Regions from separate parts of the Homo sapiens genome. Here region 2 is linked to region 1. The links are chromatin contacts, found by Hi-C or POLR2A ChIA-PET in ENCODE. All regions are on one chromosome and are shown on one strand. Each heading gives the region's core, a stretch centred on a gene start or an enhancer-like site at or near the end of the contact. The rest is flanking DNA. Distances are from core to core; before and after follow the strand shown. Region 1 overlaps BMX (BMX non-receptor tyrosine kinase). Region 2 overlaps ACE2 (angiotensin converting enzyme 2).

What was found. A loop is a pair of places that touch in the nucleus more often than their neighbours do. ChIA-PET counts read pairs that join two places held with the same protein, here RNA polymerase II (POLR2A). Pooled maps may share reads with other maps.
Region 2: a loop to region 1 is called in a map of mammary epithelial cell, with 2.5 times the contacts of the local background. The contact joins two enhancer-like sites. A Hi-C loop is called at or near these places in 7 of 168 maps with a recorded cell type or tissue (HepG2, K562, KBM-7 and 4 more) and 2 of 50 pooled maps. POLR2A ChIA-PET finds 5 or more read pairs at or near these places in 3 of 52 experiments (H1, MCF 10A and endothelial cell of umbilical vein).

Annotation. Positions count from the first base shown.
Region 1 is chrX:15,509,551-15,515,153 of GRCh38, reverse strand. It overlaps BMX (BMX non-receptor tyrosine kinase), which reads right to left. Exons shown (of 19, transcript NM_203281.3): 4 at 3,636-3,717. Among named protein-coding and RNA genes, the nearest start is that of BMX, 12 kb to the right of the region's middle. Within about 2 kb of position 3,438, at least 2 of the 41 ENCODE cell types and tissues checked have a DNase peak (open chromatin) inside an H3K27ac peak, as active enhancers do; they include endothelial cell of umbilical vein and mammary epithelial cell, where a contact is called at or near this core.
Region 2 is chrX:15,564,086-15,569,688 of GRCh38, reverse strand. It overlaps ACE2 (angiotensin converting enzyme 2), which reads left to right. Exons shown (of 18, transcript NM_001371415.1): 15 at 1,863-1,963; 16 at 3,320-3,436; 17 at 5,471-5,603. Among named protein-coding and RNA genes, the nearest start is that of ACE2, 34 kb to the left of the region's middle. Within about 2 kb of position 4,353, at least 2 of the 41 ENCODE cell types and tissues checked have a DNase peak (open chromatin) inside an H3K27ac peak, as active enhancers do; they include endothelial cell of umbilical vein and mammary epithelial cell, where a contact is called at or near this core.

The sequences.
Region 1 (5,603 bases), core at 2,189-4,688:
CCCCAACAGGCCCTGGTGTGTGATGTTCCCCTCCCTGTGTCCATGTGTTCTCATTGTTCAACTGTCACTTATCAGTGAGAACATGCGGTGATTGGTTTTCTGTTCCTGTGTTAGTTTGCTGAGAATGATGGCTTCCAGCTTCATCCATGTCCCTGCAAAGGACATGAACTCATTCTTTTTTATGGCTGCATTTATTATTTAAAATATATTTCATCTTTAAAATTTTTCTAATTATTCCAATAATGGCCTTTATAATCACTCACTTTTTTTCTGATCAAGGATCCAATTCAAAATCAAACATGGCACTTAGTTTCCCTTAATTTAGAACTGCTTCTCATCCCTTCCTTGACTTCTGTGACTTTGACATGTTTATACTAAGGAATGAATGGTTTATGGGGCTACTTTCCTAGGAATATGTGCATATTTTAAAAAGCCACGGGAATAGGGCAATGTATAATTCAAATAAATGAAACTGTAATCTATAACAAATTAGCCTCTTTTGAAATACAACAGAGAAACCTACAAGATCTTAGTATATTTTAAGAAGAGTATCTAGGTGAGAAGGGCTGGTTCTATATGTGCCTTTAACTCTTTCTCTCTTGACCTTATGTTCATCTTGAGATTTCCTTATGTTGATCCCAGGAGAGTTATGCTTATCCTTACAGTCCTGACTCAAGGAAGCGTATGGAGATAATAATTACTTTGCTGGGTCATTGGGAGGCTGTTAGATAATGTATGTAAAGCACCCAGCAGTGTTTGGCCCAGAGTAAGTAGGTGTTCAATAAACAGTGGGCTTTAGTGATATCATTCCCTTAATTTAACTTAGCTCAGTTTAGCTGAAAATGCTGGCATTAAAAAACTTTACTAATGAGAATTAAAGGGAAATTATGACAGAAATCACAAAAGGCAAAAAGAGTTAAAATTATAAAACGTAAGTTTCTGATTTTGGTTCCAAATGGCCATTGCAATCTCTTGGGCACATTACTTGCCTTCCTGCTCTCTAAGCTTCTGGCCTCCACATGTTGGGATTCCTATTATTTCCTTACTACATGGATTTGGTTTCCTGGGTAACTAATTCTTTTTCCAACCAAATCCAAAAGTCTACATTGCAACAGTCTCACCACCTAATAACGACAATAAGAGGAACTCATATATTCATATATCCATAGGACTTTACATTTATGTATTTTCCTTTACATATGTCCTCTAATTTAATCAATTCAAGAACCTGAGGGGTAGCTATTGTTATTACACCTCTCACAGAGTTAGGTAAACTGAAGTGCAGAGAGGTAGTACAATTGCTCAACTTCACAAGCTTAATAAATAGCAGACCTGAGACTCAGCCTCAGGCTTTTTCTACTACATTATGATGTACAGGTGCCAACTCCTCTGCAAAACCCCCTTCTGTTTTAATTTTTGGAAGGAAGAGCACATTTTTTCCACATCTGGTTAGCTGAATTCAGAACCATGATAATTGACACACACTCCTATGCTACCACTGAATCAGCCCAAACCTTCCAAGTGTAGGTTAACATCTGGAAAATTCTATCTTAAATGTCTACCTCAGTTTATAATGCTTGAGCCAAATAATAGACACAAAAGGCAGGAGGAGCCATTATAGCACAATGAAACTTTGTAGGGGAGAATATTTGAGCAGGAGAACCTCTTTGTTTTCCTGCAGCAGGTTGGTTGGCCAACTTGACAGCAAATCCCATGCACCTTCTTTCTCACTATCTTCCAGCACAGAGACTGGAAAAAAAAGATACTGTCTTCTTGCCTCCTTTGTACACATCAATGGCCATCAGATATAGTTCTGGATGATGTGACATAAGCACAAGTTTGCAGGGAGGCTTCTGGGAAGGCTTGGAATCTCTCCTGCAGCTTCTAAGGATAACAGAGCAGAAAGCTAGGAGGAGCCTGCATCCCTACTGACTTCACTGAGTTGCTGCACTAGCCCTTGACTGACTGCCTATCTTTGCATTTGTTACTGTGAGAGAAGAACAAAAGTGGATTTGTTTCAGCAACTGTTTGATGTCTTTTTACCTGCAGCCCAAAACATCACTAACTGATACAAACCACTTACTGTGCATAGAGACAAACCACTTATTGTGCATATGGCAGCTGTAGTGATGGGGACTCTCTGCAGTTTTATGAGGGGCTAGGAGATGTGTTTTTGCTTCTTTCTCTGCTCTTCCTTTACATTTCGTATGTCTTCACATGAGCTGCTCAGACACATGAGATCTAGCAGGGCATGACCAAGAGCTGTACATAGGACATAGCACCTACCGCTCAGGAAATTCCACCAAAGGAGACTAAATGGGAAGCAGAATCTTAGAGCTCCTCCTAGAAGCCCTACAGTAACCACAGTGACTCATGTTTGTGCATAAGATATTTTAATATATTTATGAGTGTCTCATCTGTGGCTCGTGACTGCTCTAGGAGAAAAGAAATGTGATCTCCTATTTGACAGGTCAGGATTAACTTAAACCCAGAGATGGTAGATGATTTTATTAGGTGACACAGCAAAGCAGCACTTTGCTGCAGGTGTGTCTAACTCTAGAGGGGTTGTCTTTCTCATTTCAATGAGCTGGTGGTGGGTAGAGGGAAGCTTCTGTCCCCCAGTGGACCACTTGCTACCCGCAGAATGGGTTGCTAAACCTTTTTATGCAAAGGAAAAATTAAGCCCTATGTGTGAGAAGGGTGTATTTGCATCAAAGTGGAGTAACTGTGTGTAATTTGAGGTGTACTAAGAAAGAACCATAACCTAAAACTTAAGTAAAATAAAATAAAATAAAATAAAATCTTCCTCCATCTAGGAGCATAATACCTGAAATTTCACAAATGGAGCCATTCATTTGAGTTAAATATTGTCTTCACACCTTTACCCATCTTGAAAATATCACAGAGGGAAATACTATAGTGCCAAATCATTAACAATGATTCTCTCCCTTCTACCAAAAGTTGTTACCAGGGCGGCCTAAACATCACTGAATAAAAGCTTCATTAAATCTTCAGTTTTGCCTAGCATTTACAATGTATTGGTTAAAAAATCAGGTTTAGGTAATTGAGTTCTGAGTCCCTCGTTACTGTATCTATGACAGTGGCCATGTTTTAAAAACTTTACTTGTCTGAAAAATGGAGAATAATATTACCCCTTTCAATAGAGTTGTCAAGAGGGTTACCTAAAAAAATGTTTTACAAGCATTTGATAAAGTAGCTGGCAAATGGTAAATGCTCAGTATAAGTATTAGATGTAACTTTCTATAAACATCAAAAGTGTGGTAGCTACAGGACTTGACATAGCCCCATGATGACCTAGACTTTCCCCTGGTAAAGGCAAGCATACTGAGTGGAGAGCAGGTGGCCTGGCTTCCCCTAAGCTGCTGGGAAGGCACAATACTGGCTTTGTGTGGGCCAGGGAATCCAATCCACAGGCTTCCTGTATGTAACAATGAGAAAGCAAAAATGAGGATGAGTCTGACACATTCCCTGAGGTTGGTAGGAAAATCAGTAGATTGTCTCTTGGCATTGAGTCTTTTTACTGCCATGTCTTTCCTCCACCAAGCCTCAAAAAACGACTCTCTTTTATGGCTTTTTTTGACCTTTCTCTTTCAACATTTCTTTTTTTGAATTACCTTTTTGTAATGCTTTCAACCACTGACTTCGGCTCTCTTCATTTGATGCATAGACATAGAGAAGCCCATCTTTATAGACAATCTGGAAAGGAAAATATTTGGTGTGTTTATATATAATTGCACCATACTTCACTTTGGTGCACCTGCAAATTTTTTGTCATCCAAAAGAAACCTTGAGTTTGCTTATACAGTATACATCAGCTCTGGAATTAGATGAAAAAAATTTTCTTAAAAAATCCTCCAGTTATCAATTTGTTTTATCCCAGACACTCCTATACTTTGGAAAATTACAGCGATGATGTACCTCATAGTAGTGGTGAACACTGAGTTCTCATCAGGGACACCCTGGACTATGGACATTAATATGTTAGACATTACACGTGTCTTAGTATTGTTCTGGTCCATTTGCCTACCCAGTGCATGATTTCCTTACAGCCCACTGGAAAATGTTTAACTGCTCTATCTTTAAAAATACCTTCAGGGATGGAATGTTCTTTACTCTGCTATGTCATCTCTGCCAATATCCATATATTCTGATCATTATACAGTTCATACTTACATTGAGTAAAAATATGTTTCCCTGTTACTTTCATCTATTTCATCATGTGGCACCCCAGGAATCTCCAGAATATATACTTTTCTGTTTCTTAAGACAAATGTTTAAACGTTTGAAGATTACAATATCTTCTCCAGATCCTTCTCTAGTTTATTCAACTCTTGTTGGTAAATATACACAGCATTTGTTAAACACTTACTAGTTGCTGGGCTCTTTCCTAGCTACTTCAGTATTTTAATCTTATTTCAACTCTGTGAGAAATAGAAGTTGAGTATGTGTTTACAGTTGCACAAGTATAAGTGGTGGAACTAGGAACTCTCTGGGGGCTCCAAAGCCTGTGATCTTTTGAGCACTATGCCTCTATGAGGTGAGTTTGCAGCATCTTCCATGAGCATGCCCTCCCCTGGTTTCCCCCAATTGGGTAATTTTTTTAATGAAAACAATGTTTATGTAGAGATGAGGTCTCGCTATGTTGCCCAGGCTAGTCTTGAACTCCCAGCCTTAAGTGATCCTCCCTCCTTGGCCTCCCAAAGTGCTGGGATTACAGTCATGAACCACTGTGCCTGGCCTGGTAATATTTTTTCCAAATGGGAAGTATGGGTTGTTAATCAACTGGATTATTGTATTTCATTTTTGGCCACAGGTTCCTAATACTAGCACTGGGTAGTCAGGCCATCTGAAAGACAATCCATCTACCTTTGGATCAGAAATGTAAGATTTTATGCTATAAGAAAAGTAGGGCATGACTTAGATTAGGCCACTTCCAAAAGGTACTACCAGCATACACTACATACCATACCATTGTTTAAAATACTTCAGGGTAAAATGAAAACTCCTTAGCATGGTCACCTCTCCAGGCTATCTCTTTCACTGTCACATGGGCTTCTTTATTCATAGGGACTACTTAGTGCTCTCTAAATGTGTCATACTGTTTCACTCATCAGTGCCTTGACACCTGCTGCTTCCTTTGTACCACTGTCCTTCTCATATTTGCTGGGTTAAATTTTACTTGTCCTTCTCAACTTGAGTGTCACCTCCAATAGAATATCTCTCTAGCCTCTTGGAGTGAGGAATGAAACTTCCACATCCTGGGACTCCATGGATGCATTCTGCTGACCTCCACCTTAACTCTCACCCTCACTGCTTTGTAATGGTCTGTGTATTAGTCTATTTTGCCACTTCCCTGTAAATGCCTTGGGGTAGGGGCAGTGTTTTGTTCCCCATAGTATGCCTACTACTGTGTACCACATCGGAGATACTCAGCAATGTTTGTTAAAAGAGATGATCAGACCTGAGGCAGGTCAGGTCACTGCGACTTACGCTCCTGTCTTGCTTCCCTTCCCTTCCCTCCAGGGAAGGCAGATTGGTGGACAGAATTTTAGCAAAATGCCCAACTCCCATGTGGGAATATT
Region 2 (5,603 bases), core at 3,104-5,603, 54 kb before region 1:
GTGGAATCACATGGGAAGTTTAAAAAATATTAATGCCTAGGTTATACACCTCCAGAGATTCTGATTTAATTGTTCTGGGGTATGGAGTCAAGAGTTGGGCATCAAGAGTGTTTAAAGCTCCCCAGGTGATTCTAGTCACAGCAAAGTTTGAGAACCACTTATTTAGGGAAATGCATTTTGGGGGTAACAAAATATTTTACAGGAAATTATGTTATTTACACCTTAATGTGAATTATTTACTTAGCTATTGCTCTGTCGTTAACACCTGTCTCAGATGATCCAGTCTGAGGAAGTGGTAGCTTTGATTGGGAAAGAGGAGAGGAAAGAGTAGTCTCGGGTAGATGGGGCTCAAAAGCCTGAGAGTGGGTATGACACCCTGAAGGCTTTGCAGGGTTAGAAGTCAATCTGGGACTATTGGATAAAATGGTCCAAGATGCTACAGCAAATTGTTGTCTGCATTGGATAGATCCAAAGATTGTGTTTCTACCCCCTTACCTTTCCTGAAAAGTTAAACATTGTCCAAGATTCAATAACACTTTTAGTATAATTTTCATAGTTAAGACATCAAAACATAAATAACTCAGGAGTAAAAAGATGAACATTCAAGAAAGAAAAAATGAAAATGGAAGTGCATTTCTTTCCAATCATTAAGAGTTCAAGTTCCTATTTCATAATAATCATTGGGTGATTGTGGGACTATTTCTCTGTCATATTTTTATTAGCTCTTCCTTGGCTTAATACATTTTAATTAGTCTCGGCAGATCAGGATATTTTCAATTATCTTTTTTCTTGACATTTATACTCATCCTCTTTCCATGCAGTGAGGGTTGGTAAATAGTGTTCAGGGGGTTTGATTCTGTAATGTTCTGAGGCCAATTCACTGAGCAACAATCTGTTTTGATGAAACGAGATCATATATTTAGTGCATCTACACAACAGGGTCAGAATATCTGCTCAGTTCAAACTATTTCATGGTGAATTCCAATGGATCTATGGCATTATTTTGAGAACTCAGCCTTTAAAATCTTTTATATTTTATATTTATAGAGATAGTAGCCAGACTGTTATTAGTAACAATATTAATAATATTATTACTATTAAAGGAACTCCTCTAAACCTCGGTGAAACCAAGCTGAAGTGAATGTAACAATTCTTTTGTGAAATATTATAATTTTTTAAAGGGAAAGGAGAAACATACAACTAGTGCCATTCATTGATTCCTACTGCCAGCTACTGGAGGAAAGAGTGAATGCTTTCTTTTAAGTCTTTAAAAGCTATGCAAACATAAGCTATTTGTTTAGCACTGGAAAACAAGAACAAACAGATTAGCTTGCTGTTTACAAAGTGTTATTTTTCATTTGAATGTCAAGTTTTTCTTTTACACTTATAGATAAGTACATTTCTGAGAACGTACCATAAAAATAGTAAAAACTGATTTTGTCCACAAGGTACAGACATTTTGCTACAAAACCCACAACTTTTGTTTGACTCCCATCGGTAAACCTACACTCAAGGTGTTAATTTCAGTTTACATCAAACTAAAGTAAAAGGACCCGTGAACCCAATGGTTCCTAAAGCATGGTTGCCTGACCAGCAGCATTACCACCACCTGGGAGTTTGTTAGAGATGTAAATTATTGGGTTTCATCTCGGGCTTCCTGAATCAGACGCTCTAGGGGTGGACCCAGCACTCAGTGTTGTAACTAACCCTTCAGGTGATACGGATGCACACTTACATTGAAGGTCACTGACTTAATGAATAGCAAGAATCTCTGGAATATTAAGAATAATTCTTGAGGAGTATCAGATTATAAATGTGTCTTACGAGTCCCTCTGAGCAGTGTCTTTCTTCTGAATTTGCAGTATGAATGGAACGACAATGAAATGTACCTGTTCCGATCATCTGTTGCATATGCTATGAGGCAGTACTTTTTAAAAGTAAAAAATCAGATGATTCTTTTTGGGTGAGTTGATTTGCTGGGTTCTCAAATTACTCCAACTAGGATTTCTCTTACTCTTGAGTCTGAGGAGATACTCTGCCTAAACTTTTCTTCAAGTGAAATTGATAAAAATCTCCTAGTAACTTATACTTCTTTGGTATTGTGGAATTTGGGTGACTCCATAGAGGGCTGATCGTGCCTTATTTGACTGGTAAATTGCAAGAGTATTGTTCTTACTAAACAGCTGTCACTCTCTTCTCAGAATGCTCTCATACACCCTCAGCACTGAAAGAAAAAAAAGGCAGAACTTCCTGCCTTCATTGACCTATATTCTAGTATGTATGTTGTGTATGTGTCTATGTGTGTAATATGTAAGTGAAATATAGAGTTACAAGGTACTAAGTGCTAGGAGAAAAATATAAAAGGGTCTGGGGAGGGCTGGTGTGTGTGTGTGTGTGTTGGGCAGGGGGTAGGTCAATTTTAACCAAAATGGTCAGAAAAGACGTCACTAATACTTGAACAAGTATATGAAGCAGGAGAGAGGGAGAGAGAGAGCGAGAGAGCGAGAGAGCGAGAGCGAGAGCCAGCAATGCAGACAATGGGGAAAGTGTCTCAGCTGGGGGAAACAGCAGGTGCAGACCCTGAGGAAGGAATATCCTCAGCCTGTTAAAGGAACAGCAAGGAGGCCAGTGTGGCTGGAGCAGATTAGAAGACAAGTGGAGACATGGCCAGGACGATGTTAGGGCATAGAGGAAGGAGGGAGAGACAAAAGGTCATGTGGGCCTTGAAGGCCATTCTAAGGACTTTGGCTTTTATTCTGAGTTAGATGAGTAGTCACTCAAGGGCTATGAGCCACATGATCTACCTTATTTTGTGCTAGGATCGCTTGACAGCTGTGAGAGCACAGTCCTGTCACATCATATGGTAGACCCCACTCATTACCTTCATCCATGGGTGCAACACGACGTTTTCTGCTGGGTAGGACCAGGTTGTGGGTGTAAATCCGTGTGTGGTACTCAGCCATTTCTGCCCACCACATTGTTTGCCACAATCCTGGGCCACCGATTATTCCTTGTTGATTCTCCTGCTGTTTTCAGTTTGGAAATTTTCTATAATTGAAAAAGATGTGGGTTTTATATAAAGGCAGAACAAATAGTGCCAAAACTTGATATCACAATTTTTATGTAGTTGATTTCATGTGCTTTGGGCAGCATTAATGTTTTTTTTGACAATTACATCCTCTCATTGTTTGCCCTCCCCCATGTCTCTCTATCCTGTGATTCTCTCTCTAATCTCCTTTTCACCAGCAGGGGAAGTCTTCATTCTCTTGATTGTGTCCTCTGTGCCACAAGTGAAGATGTTTGTTTTGTTTCTCTACAGGGAGGAGGATGTGCGAGTGGCTAATTTGAAACCAAGAATCTCCTTTAATTTCTTTGTCACTGCACCTAAAAATGTGTCTGATATCATTCCTAGAACTGAAGTTGAAAAGGCCATCAGGTGACATTTTACTTTCATCTAAGGGTGAGGGGGTTACCAAATACAACAACAATAACCAGTATTTTGTGTGTTCTTCCTGTGTGCCAAGCATTATTCTGAGTCATTTACATGTGTTACCTCATGCTACAAACTCCACGTAATTCCAGAAGGATCCCACAGCAGGGGAATAATCTTGATTTGAGTTCCGCCAGATGTAGGCTCTTACAAAAGGGAAGAAAAACTATAGATTACATGTTATCAAGCAAGTTACCACTATGGGCAACTAGAGCTCAGTCCTGCTGGGAAATGTGGAGAGACTGTGTAGAATGTGCACCTGAATTGTCCCATCAGAGGGCTGAGGAAGCTGGGGTATTTATTTACCACCTCCCATCAGTTATTGGCTGAGAACTGCTTCCAGGTGGCATTAATTCCCCAGCATTTCAGCCCTGCAGGCAGGGCAGATCTTGTGGTCTGAGAATGCTCTCTGGTAAAGGGGAGCAGGTGCTGGTTGAAGAAAGTCTGGCTAGAACTCATGGAAAATAGTAAGTGCAGAAGGGACGTGGACAGGTATTGCCATCATTTGCTCTCAGGACTTTGATGTAGGATTCATTTAACTGCCCAAATCCTGAAACAAGGTAGGCAAGTACAGGATTCCTTACATATTGCTTGGCCTCTATGCTAGGTGAGGGACTTGCAATGAATGTTTAGAAGAAACAGTTTGTCCAATTTGCCTCAATTGTTTCCCACAACAGACAGCAGGAGCGAAGAATGGATTGACCTTGCAGATGGTTTCCTGTCATTATAAAAAGGCTTAATATACCTACTGCTTCTGGGCAGCTCACTAGGTGGCCCTCTCGAGCTGCGTCAGAGTCCTGTTTAACTTCGGAAGCAGATCTAAGACCTGCTGGGCAGGGTGTGCCTAGAAAATCTGGCTTGGTTGGAGTGTATGACCCAACTGTGCCCAGAGACTCACTCACTTCCTCCAGAAGACTTGTGTCTGTCTTGGGAAAAACTTCTGGCTGAGATCTTTATGAAAAAGCTCAGCCTTCCTGGATACTCAGCTGCAAGCTACAGGGGACCTCAGACTCTCTGTTTCCAGGATGACTCTTTTCAGATCTTTTCTGGCTGAGGTTGCCAGGGGTTACCTGACTAATTCTGCGTTGATCTCTCTCTCTCTCTCTGGTGGACTCTGACCTCCTGACCTGGGCTATACCCAAGGGTAGGAAGATGAGATGCCAGACACTTTGGTCTTTGATCCAGAATGTTCTCCATATCATTGTTTTTTTTTTTCTTTAAACAATCTTTATCCTTTTGCCTCCATAAAAGTAAGCCATTTCCCATCCCAGTGCTGAAGAAACTGGCAAAGGTCCCTTTCTTATGTGCCTCCCCAGTGCTACCTCCAAATGCCAATACCTTTTATTTGGAAAATACTACTATAGAGACTTGGTCATAGGACCTGATTCATTTGTATAATAGAAGAGGTGTATCCAATTATCCGTTTCCATTATTTGATATAAAGTCATTGTAGATGTACTCTGACAGAAGGGAAATTCTTGCCAAATATGATAACTTTGCCCTTAAACACAGCAGTCACAAATGAATAAATGCCAACCATTTATACATTTCCACACTTACAACTCAATTTTCCAATGGAGCTGTTGATGAACCTAATCTAGGTTGCAAGGCATGAAAGATGCATAATTGTCAAAGACTTATATCTTTAATTAGACCTATTTACTTTGCTCTTATGATTTTAGGTGTATATTCCTTTTTTTTTTTTTTGAAACAGAGTCTTGCTCTGTCACCTAGGCTAGAGGGCAGTGGCACAATCTCGGCTCACTGCAACCTCTGCCTCCCGGGTTCAAGCGATTCTCCTGCCTCAGCCTCCCAAGTAGCTGGGACTACAGACATGCGCCACCATGCCTGGCTAGGTGTATATTCTTATGATAAGCTCTATTATATCCTTTCAGGAACAATGATATAAACAGTAAATAACTACACACAATTTTATTTTGTCTAAGTGTCCCCTTTGCTGTTTTTTGCTTTTGCAAATAGGATGTCCCGGAGCCGTATCAATGATGCTTTCCGTCTGAATGACAACAGCCTAGAGTTTCTGGGGATACAGCCAACACTTGGACCTCCTAACCAGCCCCCTGTTTCCATATGGCTGATTGTTTTTGGAGTTGTG